2 separate regions of the Homo sapiens genome follow, and region 1 is linked to region 2. A link is a contact called in ENCODE Hi-C data. All regions are on one chromosome and are shown on one strand. The core of a region is the stretch at or near the end of the contact, and the rest is flanking DNA. Distances in the headings are between cores, read along the strand shown.

Region 1 (2,869 bases), core at 125-2,624, 67 kb after region 2:
CCTCGCCCAACCCCTATAACTACCCCATTCTACTTTCTGTCTCTAAAAATTTAAAGGTACTCTGTGTACCTCATAGGAGTGGAATCCTACAGTATTTGTCCTTTGGGGATTGGTTTATTTCACTTAGCATTAATGTCCTCAAGGTTAGCCCACATTGCAGCATGCATCTGAATATCCTTCCTTTTTTATGGCTGTGTAATATTCCATCATTTGGATACACCACATTTTGCTTATCCATCTGCCTGTGGAGGGACACAGTTTCTCTCCACCTTTTAGGATTGGATTATTTCACTTAGCATTAATGTCCTCAAGGTTAGCCCACATCGCAGCATGCATCTGAATACCCTTCCTTTTTTATGGCTGCGTAATATTCCACCGTTTGGATATACCACATTCTGCTTATCCATTTGCTTCTGGAAGGACACAGTTTCTCTCCACCTTCGGGTTATTGTAAGTAATACTGCTGCTGCAAACGTGGTTTGTGCAAATATCTGTTGGAGACCCTGTTTCCAATTCTTTGAGGTATATACCCAGCAGTGGAATTCCTGGTGCCATCTGTTCTTACTTTTTATTTCATGGAATGCTGTTTTATTGGGGACCCAAGAATTTGGCAGGATCAGTCTATCCTCAGGGAGTCAGTGAAGTTCAATAATAAAGAAACTCTCCAGGTCGTCCCTCCTTAAAAGTCAGGTTCCTTCAAGACAGAATACAAGTGACCTGCCCTCAGGCAAAAGGGATGCCGGCAACGTTGCACCACTGGTGCAACACCAGTATGCACCAAGGCATAACCCAAGATTTAAGACGCAGCCAAGAGCCCTTTCCCAGGAGGAGCCATAGGTAGGAATTCTCAGGCAGGCAGGGGACTGGGGGAAAAAATAAACCCACCTAGGGGTGGAATCCTGCCAAGTAAGAGAGGAATATAGAAGGCAGCAGACACAGGGGTCACACCCAGAAATGCAAAGGCTGATGTGAAAAGCCTGCCACGAAGCACCCAGCCCATCTTAAGTGAAATTCAAGAGGACTCCTGTAATCCCAGCACTTTGGGAGGCCGAGGTGGGCAGATCACCTGAGGTCAGGAGTTCGAGACCAGCCTGACCAACATGGTGAAATTCCCATCTCTACTAAAAATACAAAAATTAGCTGGGTGTGGTGGGACACACCTGTAATCCCAGCTACTGGGGAGACTGAGGCAGGAGAATTGCTTGAATCCAGGAGGTGAAGGTTGCAGTGGGCCAAGATTGCACCACTGCACTCCAGCCTGGGTGACAGAGCGAAATTCCGACTAAAAGAAAAAAAAAGGAAAGAAATTCAAGAGGGACTGTGAAAAGAGCAGTGATTGCTACACAGTCCAAGGCGATCCATGGGGATGAGTCAGCAATTATGCATCCAACGAAGTGAGGTTTGCAAGGTGAGGAAGGAGGAGGGAAAACGCTGTCGTTCACCATCCCTCGCCACAGGGAGGCCACAGGCAATGCCAGCAATTCAAACGTGCTGCTTAAACAAAGCATCCTGGTCCTTCCTGGGGAAATGGAAATGGGTATGACGGTCAGGGAGGGTGACGCTACCCTCAAGCCCAGCCCTTCACTTCAATGGGATTTAAATGCCATGCATGTTACAGTTCAGTTTTATGAAACCTCTGCTTTTATCTAAAGCATATATAATTTCATAAAGTATATGTAAAGCATTTATCATTTTATATATGCAGCACATACAATTTTAGGAGGAAATGATGGTGCACGCCTGTAGTCCCAGCTCCTCGAGAGGCTGAGGTGGGAGGATCGCTTGAGTTCCAGAGGCAAAGCCAGCCCGGGCAACACAGCAAGACTCACGTCTCTTAAAAAATAAAATAAAATAAGTAGGTATATAATTTTATGTATATATTAATTTTATATTTTGTATACTGATATATATGTATTATATATTATATGTTACAATGTTTATTTATATTATATATTATGATATATGCTTATTATATATTATATTTATTATATATTATGTGTTACATAGTATGATATATATAAAATAATATATACATAAAATTAAACATCCAATAACTATAGTTTATACTTATATATTATAAATTCGTGTTTATTATAAAGTATGATATAAAAATATATACTAAATATATATACTATTTATAGAATAGCATAAATATTTAATATAAATTATTTATAATGACACAAATATAATTTATAGTTATCATTATATATTTATGTAATATATATTTTATATATACACAAAATGTATTGTGCATATTATATTATGTTTTATATATAAATATATAAATAAAATATATCAAAGTATATCTTGTATATAATTTTATATTACAAATATATGTTACAAAATATATATACATTACAAAATGTAACATACATATGAATGTGAATTCATATGTATATACATTATAATATAAATTCATATTATGTCATTATGTATTTAATATATACATTGAACATAATACATCATATATAATAATACATTATAATTTAATGTATATGCTTTATAATAATAAATATATAGTAAGTATATAAACCTAAAATATTAATATAGATCAAATATATAAATGTGTATACAATAAATATATGAACCTAAAATATGAATATATATAAAGTAGATGAATATAACACATAAACAAACTATAAATGTCTAGACATTGACCATGTACAAGTGTGCAGTGTGGACAGTGAATGGAAATGTGAGCATGAAATGTGTGTTGACGCCTCCCATCTCCTGTGCACACACAAGACACAGCGACCTCCCCATCTCCTGCGCACACATGACACACAGGGACCTCCCCATCTCCTGTGCACACACATGACACACAGGGACCTCCCCATCTCCTGCACACACATGACACACAGGGACCTCC
Region 2 (3,157 bases), core at 592-3,091:
TACTCCAACTACAGGAGTGAGATGCCTCAAGACAGGCCAAGGCAGAAACAAGCATCACTATGAACCCCAGAATAGATATGTTTTTTGGCCAGACACGGTGGTACACGCCTGTAATCCCAGCACTTTAAGAGGCCCAGGTGAGAAGACTGCTGGAGGCCAGGAGTTTAAGACCAGCCTGAGCAACAGAGGAAGATCCCATCTCTACAAAATATTTAAAATATATACATAGCTGGGAATGATGATGCGTACCTACAGCCCCAGCTACTTTAGACACTGTGGTGGGAAGATCACTCGAGCCCGGGAGGCTGAAGCTGTCGTGAGCCACAGTCACACCACTGCACTCCAGCCTGGGTGACAGAGTGAGATCCGGTCTCGAAAAAATCATCATTATCGTCACAGTAATGAGAGGAATTTTAGGTGATAGGTGGTTACTAATTTCAAAAATAGGGGCTTCCGGTTTCTCCTCTAATGATACAGGGGTTAAGAAGAAATGACTTAAGCAGATAGTAAAAATTAGCTGGGTGTGGTGGTGCACACCTGTCATCCCAGCTACTTGGGAGGCTGAGATGTGAGGATCACCTGAGCCTCGGAAGTTGAAGTTGCAGTGAGCCATGATCACACCACTGCACTCCAGCCTGGGTAACAGATGGAGACCCTGTCTGGAAAAAAAAAAAAAAAAAGATTTTGCACAAAGTTTTACGATGACTCTGCTTTGTAATTAAAAGTAATTTCTGCTTTGTTGGTGATTTCTCACACATTTATCTGGTAGACCAGATACCTGCATGTGATAGGGTAAGAAGGACCCATTTCCCTCCAAGGAGAACAGCATTGCAAGGGGGTTGAGGACGCATGCATGTGGAATCCAAACATTGAATGCACTGAGACGGCGCTGCATGAAGCCTGTCTGTGAGTTTATGATGAAGCTGCACAGAGCTCCGTAGGCGGCTCTCACTCCTCTCTCTCAGCCTTTGGCTTCAGTTTAATTGCATACACACCCTTCAGAGCTGCTCGGGGCCCCCACTTCTTCAGCCTTCTGGCATTTTTCTAAGAAACACTAAACCTCTTTCCAACGTTGCCCTTGGATTTTGTGTGCACGTCTTCCAGCCCTTGAGCTGCTTGACCTGTGCTTGCAAGGGTTCCATAACACTGGATAGGACAGAAGCTCCGCCCAGCCCCAGGTGAAAGCTCTGTGCTCTTCAGGGACCATGTCCTATTCACACTGTCTCCCTCACATCTAATACAGTCATGATACTCGGCAATATAGTACTCCACCCAACAGGCAACTCAGAGTCTGCCAGTGATACAGGAGTTAAGAAGAAATCACTTAGGCAGACAGTAAGGGTATGGGAGTCCTCGGCAAGGCTTTTTTCTTTTCTTTTTTTTTTTTTTTTTGAGATGGAGTCCCGCTCTGTCGCCCAGGCTGGAGTGTAGTGGCGTGATGTTCGCTCATTGCAACCTCCGCCTCCCGGGTTCAAGCAATTCGCCTGCCTCAGCCTCCTAAGTAGCTGGCATTATAGGTACGCACCACCAAGCCCGGCTAATTTTTGTTTTGTTTTTTTTTTTTTTAGTAGAGACGCGGTTTCACTGGTCAGGCTCGTCTCGAACCCCTGACCTAATGATCCACCCGCCTCAGCCTCCAAAAGTGCTGGGATGACAGGTGTGAGCCACTGCGCCCGGCAGCTTTTCTCTTTAACGAAAAGCAGCCCCAAGTCATTTTCTAACAATGAACAGCCTGTCAAGTCGAGCTGCAGACATACACAAGCCAGCTGGGAGCTTGTACGGGTGAATGTCGGGAGGACCTAGGGACTAGACACGTTCAAGATGGCGGCTCCATCTTCCCGGGAGGAACTAACGACTAGACACGTTCAAGATGGCGGCTCCATCTTCCGGGCAGGAACTAGGGACTAGACACGTTCAAGATGGCGGCTCCATCTTCCCGGCAGGAACTAGGGACTAGACACGTTCAAGATGGCGGTTCCATCTTCCCGGCAGGAACTAGGGACTAGACACATTCAAAACGGCGGCTCCATCTTCCCAGCAGGAACTAGAGACTAGACACGTTCAAGACAGTGGCTCCATCTTCCCTCCTCTTTGTCAGCCACATGTAAAGTAAGAAAAACAGGACCGAGAGCCCCGACCAACTACAAAGCCCATTTGCATAACCGATTAGGGTGGGCAACCAGCCTTTCCTGTGGGCTATGTAAATGTCATGCTTGATGGAACCAATCTCTCGGAGAGCCCCGACCAACTACAAAGCCCATTTGCATAAACGATTAGGGTGGGCAACCAGCCTTTCCTGTGGGCTATGTAAATGCCATGCTTGATGGAACCAATCTCTGAGCTCTATGTAAATGAGACACCGCCTCCTCAAACTGGACTATAAAATCCATCACATTTGGTGCCAGCTGGTCCTTTCCGCTCGGAGACCCCTTTCTCTATAGAGAAAACCATTTCTCTTTCTCTTCTCCTGATTAAACTTCCACTCCTAAACTCCTCGTGTGTGTCTTTGTCCTAAATTTTCCTGATGCCCAATGACGAACCCCAGGGTATATACCCCAGACAACGTAGCCACTTCACTAACATGTAGAGAGCTTGCGCATTTTAATTCCTATCCTCACAATAGGCAAAGAGCAGAACATACTGAAAATCAGCAACTCTGCGATCCATCAGAAAATAGAGATCACAAGACGAAATGCTGCCTGAAGACTGGACAGACAGGTGGCAAGTGGAATTGTGCTTGTCTAGGAGTTCCTGCTGGAGCCAGCACCTGATGGACACATTTGCAGGGTAATTATTAAACAGCTGCAGGCTGACAGTGGACAAGCCTAAGTAAGTTAAAAACTCCTGGCCAGGCATGGTGGCTCGCACCTGTAATCCCAGCACTTTGGGAGGCCAAGGCGGGCAGATCACCTGAGGTCAGGAGTTCGAGACCAGCCTGGCCAACATAGTGAAACCCCGTCTCTACTAAAAATACAAAAATTAGCCGGGCGTGGTGGCAGGCACCTGTAATCCCAGCTACTCGGGAGGCTGAGGCAGGAGAATTGCTTGACCCTGGGAGGTGGAGGTTGTAGTGAGCCCAGATCGCACCACTGCACTCCAGCCTGAGTGACAGAGCGAGACTCTGTCTCAAAAAACAACAACAACAGAAAAACTTCTG

The links. Hi-C counts contacts between places; a loop is a spot of excess contacts on that map. Pooled maps may share reads with other maps.
Region 1: a map of HepG2 shows a loop between it and region 2 (4-fold over the local background). The contact joins two enhancer-like sites. A Hi-C loop is called at or near these places in 4 of 168 maps with a recorded cell type or tissue (HepG2, Right ventricle myocardium inferior, gastrocnemius medialis and 1 more) and 6 of 50 pooled maps.

What each region holds. Positions count from the first base shown.
Region 1 is chrX:2,390,642-2,393,510 of GRCh38, forward strand. All of the region lies in intron 3 of DHRSX (dehydrogenase/reductase X-linked), which reads right to left. Among named protein-coding and RNA genes, the nearest start is that of DHRSX, 110 kb to the right of the region's middle. RefSeq lists enhancers at 1,091-1,702, 1,164-1,728, 2,412-2,869. Within about 2 kb of position 1,375, at least 3 of the 41 ENCODE cell types and tissues checked have a DNase peak (open chromatin) inside an H3K27ac peak, as active enhancers do.
Region 2 is chrX:2,323,395-2,326,551 of GRCh38, forward strand. All of the region lies in intron 3 of DHRSX (dehydrogenase/reductase X-linked), which reads right to left. The region is part of intron 1 of LOC124905239 (a long non-coding RNA gene); the gene reads left to right. Among named protein-coding and RNA genes, the nearest start is that of DHRSX, 180 kb to the right of the region's middle. Within about 2 kb of position 1,842, at least 14 of the 41 ENCODE cell types and tissues checked have a DNase peak (open chromatin) inside an H3K27ac peak, as active enhancers do.